Regions from separate parts of the Mus musculus genome. Here region 1 is linked to region 2. The links are chromatin loops, found by intact Hi-C in ENCODE. Cell type or tissue: left cerebral cortex. All regions are shown on one strand. Region 1 has its middle 210 kb from the start of Gm24670. Region 2 overlaps 4921504E06Rik (RIKEN cDNA 4921504E06 gene).

The links. Hi-C counts contacts between places; a loop is a spot of excess contacts. Peaks named below come from ENCODE experiments on the same cell type or tissue, not always from the same donor. Only the 100,000 strongest peaks of a DNase experiment are listed, where the experiment ranks them.
Region 1: a loop joins it to region 2, with 2.9 times the contacts of the local background. A loop is called at or near these places in 19 of 42 quality-filtered maps.

The regions. Positions count from the first base shown.
Region 1 is chr2:19,897,154-19,902,153 of GRCm38, reverse strand. No RefSeq gene overlaps it. Among named protein-coding and RNA genes, the nearest start is that of Gm24670, 210 kb to the right of the region's middle. In left cerebral cortex, no CTCF peak of the experiment used is centred here; a DNase peak (open chromatin) is centred at 3,091.
Region 2 is chr2:19,517,675-19,522,674 of GRCm38, reverse strand. 4921504E06Rik (RIKEN cDNA 4921504E06 gene) reads left to right here. Exons shown (of 17, transcript NM_027600.4): 6 at 4,992-5,000. Among named protein-coding and RNA genes, the nearest start is that of 4921504E06Rik, 34 kb to the left of the region's middle. In left cerebral cortex, CTCF peaks have their summits at 769 (motif pointing left) and 2,702; DNase peaks (open chromatin) are centred at 762 and 2,708.

The sequences.
Region 1 (5,000 bases), 380 kb before region 2:
CCAGAGATTTCTGCAGTCAAGAATTCCAGTGTCTCAAACATCGTGTTCAGTCTTCTGGATTAATTGGATAGAGCACCGTGTAATACAATTCCTTTGACACTGCTGCAGAAATACCTGAGGGAGTTCCCCAGAAGAATTGTTGCCTGCAGAGGCAAAGCCCAGCCACAGGCTCAGAGTCTGCACTCAGCAATCTCCATCCTGGCTCTCAGGCTCTGTCCAGCAGAGCAAACCCCATCCATTTTCACAGTGCATGCAGCTCACCTTGGAGGATGTTATCATCTGAAACATTACCCAATCCACCAAAATAATCACCATGTCTGTCTTCACTTGCAATTGCTCTAAAGAAAAAGAGCTATCTTGAAGTCATCCTCAGATTTGTGTGGAAGGGGCATGGCAAATGGGAAAGGTGAGAACAAGTGCCTTTCAGGAAGTTTCCATTAAAATGACAGAAAGATGCTGGTCTTGGCAGAGCATGCTTGTAATTCCAGCATTGGGTTGGGTGAAGGGTAAGGGTAAGGCAGGAACACAGTGAGACTGAGGCCAGCTTGAATTACATGGTGAGACCCTGTCTCATTCCCAATAAACAGGACTAGTGAAATGGGTGAGAATGCCTGCTGCACAAGTATGAGGACCTAAGTTCAAACCCTCACCATGCATAAAACTGCAGGTGTAGCTGTATACACCCGTAACCTCAGCCCTGTGGGAGGTGGAGCAAGAAGGTCACTGGGACTAGTTGGCTGTCAGCCTAGTCCAGGCTCACTGGGAGACCCTGTCTCACAGGATTAAGGTGCAGAGTGATAGAAGTAGAAACTTGAATTCTTCTCTGGCCTCTGCACATGAACGTATGTTTGCCCACATGTATGTGCACATACATTACACACATACCATATACACTCACTCATATGTAAATCAGGAAAATTTTCAGAAAGTATAAAAATTATTTTAAAAGTGTGTAGTTAGCATAAATGTTCCCAGCAACTACTTCTGAGGTTCTAAAGAAACTATTAGAAGACATATTCTGGCCATGTCTGGTCAGGGAAACACAGAGCTAAGGGGAAATGTTTGTAAGAAGTGGTGTGGGTGAGGTCTAGGTGAGGGGAAATAGGTTCTGGGTTCAACGTAGACTTATTGCCTTCTTGGAATCTGCTGGTGTGGTGGTCAGTAGTCAAGGATCAGTAAAACAAACAGGATTTCCTATTTTAAAAATCTGGTGATTAGATGTCTGGAATTAGATGCTCGTGAACCACTGGGAAAGCTGGAGGCTAATGCTCTTATCTCAGCTCCCAGCAAACAGGACAGAACTCGCTGATATCGATGCTCACTGCAGCTTCAAGTTCAAAGTCACCACTGTGGCTGAGAGCAGTTGCCACTGTTTCTCCAGGTCTTGGGGCGAGCGGGGGAGGGGGGAGGAGGAGAGGGGAGAAATACAGAGCAAGTTGAGTTCTCTGACTTTCCCTACAACAGAAATAGCTAAGGATAGCTGGAAGACGACTGCTGTTGTAACCTCTGCCATGTAAAGAGAGTGCATGTATGTGCGCATGTGCACTCATGCGTATGTATGTATGTATGTATGTTTGTGTGTGTGTGTGTGTGTCTGTGTGTGTGTCTGTGTGTGTGTGTGTGTGTATTCATGCCTTGGATTCCGAATCTTAGGTGGATGGCTCTTGGGAGACAATCTTAGCTCTTTCAAGGTATCAAATAGAGATTGAATGAGTCAATGAAGAGCGCCAGTCACAAGAGGCCAAGAAAAATATATTTGCTCCATCCCTACAAGTGTGGGAGTTACTGATACTGGGCTGTACCTGGAAAGGGTGATTTTGAGACTAGTAAATGTCTGTTAAGGTGATGACCATTACCTTCGCATCCTGCTTGCCTTGTGTCAGGATCCAAGAGAGGAAAGACTCTAAGCAAAGCTGAGAGATCCATTTCATGAAAGCCCAGGTCCCTAGCCTTGGTACTGGTCTCACTAGTGATGTGTACATGAATGTTCTATCCCTAGAACACTCCGAAGACTTCAGACAAGGAGGGAGGACCTTCTGGAAAGGGCAGCATAGTCAGTGTCTGGGGTAGCCAATGATGGATCTGGTGGGAGGAGAACCTAAAAGGAGGAACACGTGATTTGGAAAGCGAGCATGACCAGAAGCATTGAAGTTAGGGTGGGATTTCTTGTCCAGGTCCTCTGATCCACACAGGCCCAATAGAAAGGACCCTGTGTGGCAATGCTGGGGCCTGGCTTGCGGATACGGACATGTGGCTGGCTGATCCACTAAACCTGAGGTTTCAAGAGCAACAGGAATGTACTGAGGTTCCAATATGTGTCCCCCAAACTCAGGTTGAAATTTAATCTCTACATAGTAGTGTTAATCCTGAAACCTTTAGTTCAGGAGGACTCTGCTTTCCGACTGACTAATTGGATTGTGTGCTTATAGAAGGAGCCTATTTGTTTCCCTTCCACCCTACAGACACAGGAAGAAAGCAAAAGAGGTTCCATCTTTGAAGGAGAGGAAAGCCCTCAGCAGTCACTCACTGCAGCTGCCAGTGTGTTGACCTTGGACTTTTCTCTCCAGAACTGTGATAAATCAAGCTTTATTCTTTATAAGTTGTCTGTTCAAGCTGTCTTGTTTTGTCAGCAGGAAGAGACTAAGTCCTTTAATAGAGTGTGGTGTAGAATCATGAAAACACCAAACACTGCTGGGTGTGGTGCCTCCTATCTTTAAGTCTGGCATTCTAAAGACAGAGGCAGGAGGATCTCTGAGTTCACAGCCAGCCTGATTTACAAGAAAAGTTCTAGATCAACCAGGGCTACACAGTGGGACCCTGCCTAAAAACATTGTGTGTGTGTGTGTCTGTTTGTGTGTGTGTGTGTGTGTGTGTGTGTGTGTGTGTGTGATAGAGAGAGAAAAGAAAAAACAGAGAGGGAGGGAGGAAAGGAGTGAGGAAGAGAGGAAGGGAGAGGGAGGGAGCAAGAGATGGAGAGGGAGAGGGAGAAAGAGAGAGAATGAATCATTTCTAAATATCTGCTCTGTGGTAGCTTGGAGAAAGTGGCTACATATTTTTAGACTATATCCACACAAAGCTACATAAAGAAACATTCTTTTAAAAACTCCAGGCACCTAGGAAGAAATGTGCCATTCCCACAGAACTTCCTTACTTATTTGCTCCACAAGACTACCTACCACAAAAGCCTTCAATTATAGCAGCCATGTTAACAATGTTGCTGAAATATGGATTTTCTTCACCCTGAAGTCATTAGAAATACATTAGAAAAAGAAAAGGAAATTTTCCAGGAAAAAAAAATTCAAGCATTAATTTCTTAAGAGACTTCCAAGGAGGGATCCTGTGTGCTGTGCTAGCCTTAGGTGGTCCGTGTTCCCTCTTTCTCAATGCCTTCCACAGAGCCAATGCAGGCAGGGCAAGGGGAAACAGGTAATTTCTCTTTAGATGTTAAGCGGGGGCTTTTGTGTGTGTGTGTCTCTTAGGCTGTCTGCTGGTTTGTTCTATTTTGATTTTTGTATTTTGTTTTCCCAATTGCAACCTGCATGCACATTTTTGGAATGATTTTGCAACTGAGTCTGAAGGAAATAGAAATAGATATACAACATGGATCAAAACACAGGATTTTTTTTTTCTCTTGAGGAATAACTAAAGGGCTACTATTCTTAGTATCTAGGAAATTCTTTCAGCATGCAGCTCAAGTCTTACTGTTTTATATCAAAAACTTTTAACATTTGGTTTCTATGTATGCATATCATAAACTTCTTGCTGCCCAGAATTTTGAATGCCGCTTTGATTTTTAGTAAGTTCCATTTTCTTTCTTTCTTCCTTTCTTTCTTTCTTTCTTTCTTTCTTTCTTTCTTTCTTTCTTTCTTTCTTTCTTTCTCTCTCTCTCTCTCTCTCTCTCTCTCTCTCTCTCTCTCTCTCTCTTTCTTTCTTTCTTTCTTTCTTTCTTTTTTTTCCAAAAGAAAAACATGTAAATCTATTACTTATTCAGGTTTGAATCAGGTCCTTGCCTGGGCAAGCAGTCTACCATGGAGCAAGTTCTCACCTCTTGATTTGTTTTTGTTGTTTTGTGATAGGGTCTTGATAAGTAACACTGGCTGCCCATAGACTTGTGGTTCTATTGCCCATCACCCACTCAGGGCTATGATAACAGACATGCACCACCATGTCCAGCCTCTAGACTTCTTTTCCAGAAGAGTACAGGCAGGTAAATGAGAAACATATTCTCTGTGTATGGCATTTATATTACTAATGGGTGTGTTGATTAGTTTCAAGGGGCTGTTTTCTTTTGTTAGCTCGACACAACAAGAATCACCTGAGAAAGGGGAACCTCAGTTGAAAATAAATGCCGCCATCAGGCCTATCTTTGTGGCACGTTGTTAATTAATGATTGGTGGAAGAAAGTCCAACTCACTTTGGGTCGCACTATGCCTAGGTGGGTGGGCCTAAAGTGTCTAAGAAAAGTATCTGTACAAGCCAGGGGAAGCGAGCCAGTAAGCAGTGTTCACTGTGGGTTCTGCATCAAGCGCCCACCTTGAGTTTTTGCCTTGGTTTTCCCCTTAGTGATAAACTGTAACCAGTGAACCGAATAAATCCGTTCCTTCTCAAAGCTGCTGATCATCCCGGTCTTTATCACAGCCACAGATGAACAAACTGGGAGAGTGGAAAAGACTATGCTTGTAGGAAAAGCTGTGGTTATAAGATGTTGTTACGAATGGACCGGATTCTGGTGCAGGAAGAGCAGAATGCAAGCTGAAGTGCTGGAAGCTTTGTGAAGTCAAGCAAACAATGGCATTGATACAGGCAAGCAGTGTGGTGGCAACAATGGCCATAAAGTCTCCCCCAGCCAATTTTCTGTGAAGTTCACATGCATCAGTGGAATGTTAGTGGGGGAGCTTATTTTTCCAATAGAAACTATATTGAATATATAAATCAAACTGGTTTTAGTGGTTGTTTATGCGATGGACCCCCAGGTGGGGCAGTTTCTGGATGGTCATTCC
Region 2 (5,000 bases):
TCTTCTCTAAGAGTCTAACAAACAAGACTGAATTACACTGAAGAAATTCTCACTTCTAGAGTTTTAACTTATCAATTGTAATCCTGTTCAATATGTCTCAAGAACTACCTTGTGGTCGTATGCACTTTCCTTAGCAACCATTTGAAGAGAAAGAACCCACAAAATCAAATGTGCCACAATCACATATGACAATTACTGTCACAGCAGCTCATAGCCACACCAATGTCTCTTACTCTTTCCTTAAGTTATTCTTTCTGTTAGAACTCCCATGCTTAAATGCATGGTAAACTTTTTCTTTGAATGAGCTCTAAGTCTGCTGCAAATGAGTTCATTTTGAAAATCTTTTCTGTGGCATAAGTCAAGGTCTGCCTTTACATAGTGGATGTCCCTAAAAGACAAGGAAAGTCATCAGGACGTTGCCCTTGGTGGTGTGGAACTGTCTTTACACCCATCGCAGCTGACAGAATGACTTTTAAATCAATGAGGAGAAGGAAAAAATATATGTCAGATTTCCCTACTGATGGGTCTTCCTAGCCAGGCACTACCTTCTGCTGAGACCCAGAGCCAGTGGGGACAACTGGGAAGTGCAAGACCGCAGAAAGGAGAGACTGAAGTTCTTTCTGCAAGAACTCGCCAGAAACACGGGTTCTTTCTCATCTCTCAATGGCTCCGCGTGGAAAACAGTTTACTAAATTCTCTAGGAACAAACTTACCTGCTGTAGCTTCCCATCTGAAGTTTCAGTGTAGAGAGCCGCCCCCTCTAGTGGCTAAAAATCCCCCTGAGACATCACACAATGCTAACCTGCAAATGGATTCAAAGGGCAGAACCATAGAGAGATAGTTAAGGTGTCAAGGGGAGGGTCAGCAAATGGCTCCGCAGATAAAAGTTCTTGTAACACAAGCACTGTGAGTTCCATCCCTAAAAAAAACTTAGAGGTGAGAGAACAGATGCCACAAAGCTGTTTGCCCTGCACACACATGCCATTTCACTCATGCCCCGCCCTTAACACACACACACACACACACACACACATACACACACACACACACACACACACACACACACACACACACGTTACGAGTGATTAAATATTTAGGAGAAATATCAAGAGGAACACTTTGAAAACATTCGAAAATAAGCTGACTTTGCTTAGTCAACATAAAACTGAATGATCCTTCTGATAAGCAAATCTCATTAGTACCTTATTTATGTCAATAAATGGTCAAACTCTCCCCCCTGGCTTGGTTCTGAGGGATATCTGACGAGACTGGCTAGAAAAAGACAAGTTCATTCAACAAGTAGTCCAAGTCGCTTGTGTGGCCAGTGGCAGGCAAAGAGTGAGTCTCTCCAAATGGCAGAAGCTTGTGGTCCAGATGATATCCTTAATGCCACTTTACCTGGCAGCAACTTCATTCCAGTTTTTATTCTGTGGGAAATCAATGTGACTTAGATGCAGACTTTTGCGGGTTCTGGTTTGCCATGCTGTCTGTTGAATACTCTCTGTGAGAATTGTAAAAAAAAAAAAAAAAAAAAAAAAAAAATGACCCCCTTAGAATATGTTTGTGTGTCTGTATATACCATGCATGTGTGTATATATATGTGCCTGTGTGCACATACACAGTTACCTGCCTGTGCATACCACATATTGACTTTAATTTCATCTGGGTTTCTTTATTGGATTGTTTTTTTTCATTTTTCCTTCTAACCCCAATTATGGCCAGGCTGCACAACCATCATCTACCCACCCTCCACTGATGAACAGATCTGCTTGTTGCTAACAACACTAAAACAGAGCTATCATTCAAGAATGGCTACTCTGCAGGACTGCGCTGTCCTAGGGTGCCACTTTCCTGGTTGTCACTCAATGGGGAAGCACCTGCTCTTCTATGTGGCTGTCAAGGGCACGCATCAGAATCCTGCCTCCTCACCCCTTCCTCCCCCACCATCTACAAATTGAGATGTCCAAGTGCCATCCATGTAGTCTGCAGAATTGAGATGCTAACATCACAAAAGAGAACTGCCAAGAAGGCACATGGAGAGATCTGGGCAAGGAACTTCTCAGACCCTGGTTCATATGCATCACCTGCAAAGATTGTTCATATACAGACTCACATAGGAGGTCTGGGCTGGAGCCTGAGGTGCCATGTCTCCAGCAAGTTGTTCAGTGATGCCTAGGCACTTGGTCAAGAGCACACGGAGAGCTCTGCATTGTCCTGCTTTGGGAGGCACTTCTTCCCAGATTCAGCTTAGAGTTCTGAGACCTGGAATCAGACATATTGTAACCCTTATGCCCAAGAGAATTTGCATATCCCACCTATTAAAAGGCTCATTTTCATAAAATTATGGAGAACTGAAAGTGGGAAGTTAACTGTTGGGATTTAAAATTCCAGAATGATTGTAAATGACACTGTCCTGGCTTGTACTATTTTTTAGCACCCAGCTAAGTTTATTTTAGTGGTCTCTACTTTCTAAACCTCATTTTATGAACACAGTTTATTGTTAAGGAGATTCATGGTTTAAGCAAGACAGAGCTAGCAATGTAGGGCAGATGGCAGAAGGAACATCGCCACAAAACTTGCCACTTGAGTGTGAGGGAGGAAAGCCGCAGCCGGGAGGAAGGCTTTGTCCCCTTTGCTAATGAGTGTCCTCATTGCCCTGGTAGTCTGAATAGTTAATTATTTGCAGTTCCTGCAGTTGCCAGATGGTGGGGACAGAGCTGAAGGCTACGCTCTGGAGAACTGAGGCTGTAGATGAATGTTTGGAGGCAAAGCCCTCATTTTAATGTGTTTTCCCACACAGAGGCTTAGAAAACATGTCCGCTGCAAGCTGCTATCACTTTGTCATCTGATATTTCTTCCCGCAGTTCTTAGGTTATGATAACAGGCACACATGTAATCCTCGTGGATGGCCATGATCCGCCAGGTGGGAAACAGAGGCTCAAGCAGATTCAAGTCACCCTGTTTTGTTTATATTTTAAGAAATCCTGTTAGACCATAAACACACTCTTAAATAGTTTCAATTTTAATTAAGTGAGACACATTAATATTAAGGGTCTCCCTTTATTTTAGAGAAACCCATGCTGTTTCTTAACTGCTTGTTAGAACGCTTAGTGTTCCTTTAACTATGCATATTAGAGTCCAAGTATTATAGTTGCCTAGTTAGGAGGATAAAGAGTTTAAGACCATGGGCCTGAGGGATGCCTCAGTGGTTATGAATGTTGGATGCTCTTACAGAGGACCTGGGTTCAATTCTCAGCAACCACATGGCAGCTTACAACTGTCTGCAATTTAAGTTCTGGGGGACCCTACGTCTTCTGACTTCCAAGATCACCAGACATACATGTGGTACACAAACCTGCGTGCACGCAAAACACCATACACACAAATAAGTACATAAACAAGATAGCCAGCCTGGGATATATAGTGATAATCTGTCTCAATAACAGTAAGTAAATAACATTAGAAATTAATTATGCTGGAATAATTTAAATAGGATAAAGGGCTAAAAGCTCAAAGATTTGTACCCAAACTTAGTTCAAAACCCAACAGCATATGTCAAATGCTATTAAATCCAATGTATATGATTATAATTCCATTAATGAGGAGTTAATTTTAGAGGGTATTATTAATGTGTTACAAGATACTTAAACACTTGTTTTTCTTCTCAATCATTATCATCACAGAGAGAAATATTTTAACAATTTACCTTCTGGTTTCTCTAAAGTTAAGTCAGAGGAGAGTTCCCGAAGGAAGTCAGCATACTGGGAAGATGGCATTGTTTTTGAGTGTCTAGTTATTCTTATTTACTTGAGATCATGGGATTACTATAAAAGAAACAACTCATAATTCAGCTAAGGTCACCTTTAAGTTCAAAAGTATTTTCAAGTCCATGGTAATTTAAAAACAAAACATGTAGAATTGTTTTCCTATTTTAGCATAATAATGTGATTGTTATTTTGAAATTGCATGATCCGTGATGAGGTATAAAATTCTGCATCAGTCTCCCTGATCCATGACATCTTAATTTTTTAAGTGTGTCCATAAAATGTAGACAACCATAGGAAAGTATATTCAGATGTTTTCAATAGCTTTGAAACAGACAAGAGGAAGAAGAAAGAGAGAGTAGCCTTCCCAAATAAACTTCTATTGCATAGGAAAAAGCCTCCATCATAATAGACATGGCAAGATTTAAACAAAAGACACACATAATAAAAATGTAAATGAGTTTGCTTTACTAAAACTATAACTTTAAAGTCTTTTGTTGTAAGTTATCCTGAAACCTTCTTACAAGGTAATCACTTTGCATAGAGATTTAAGCTGAAGTCTTCAATAGCGTTAACCGCCTGCACAGCCCCTGTGACAGGCATGCAAAGCCACGTTAATGTTCAGAATATGAATTGCCTCTGGGTGGCTCCCCCACCCAGCAGAAAACCAACTGTGTGCATATCCGCGCGCCTGATGGACTCCATGCGGCTCCCAGCCTGCACACATCACCCCTTGACATGTGAGGGGCTCCTCACCACACTGGCGGCACTGACGCCGAGAAATGCCACAAAGGCAACAAGCCCCCCTCCTTAGTCCTATACTTTGCCACCCCCTGGCGCTGCCCATCCATGGTCTCCCCAGCCTGCCTAGTTACAGGGGACAGCGCTCCAGACACTCAGAAGTGTGGGTGGAGGGGCCCCAGCTGCCTCCCCGGACACAGCCTCCATAATGAATTGACCTGAATGAGGAGGGCACAAGAACAGTATGATATGCATTATTCCTGTCAATAAAATGTCCCCATGTGCTGGGGTCTTTATACAGAATGTACTGTGGCCTTTCTTCCAGCCAGTTCTATTTATCCCCCTTCCTTTTTCCTATTCATATTATGTGTGTAATAGAATTCAGAAAATTATATGATCGTGCCTCTGTATCTGCATTGTCCTAGAGTTGCGTATTTAAATCCTTGGCTCCCTGCTTAGAAATATGGAATTCCCTGTTTTTTTCAGGACTCTTTT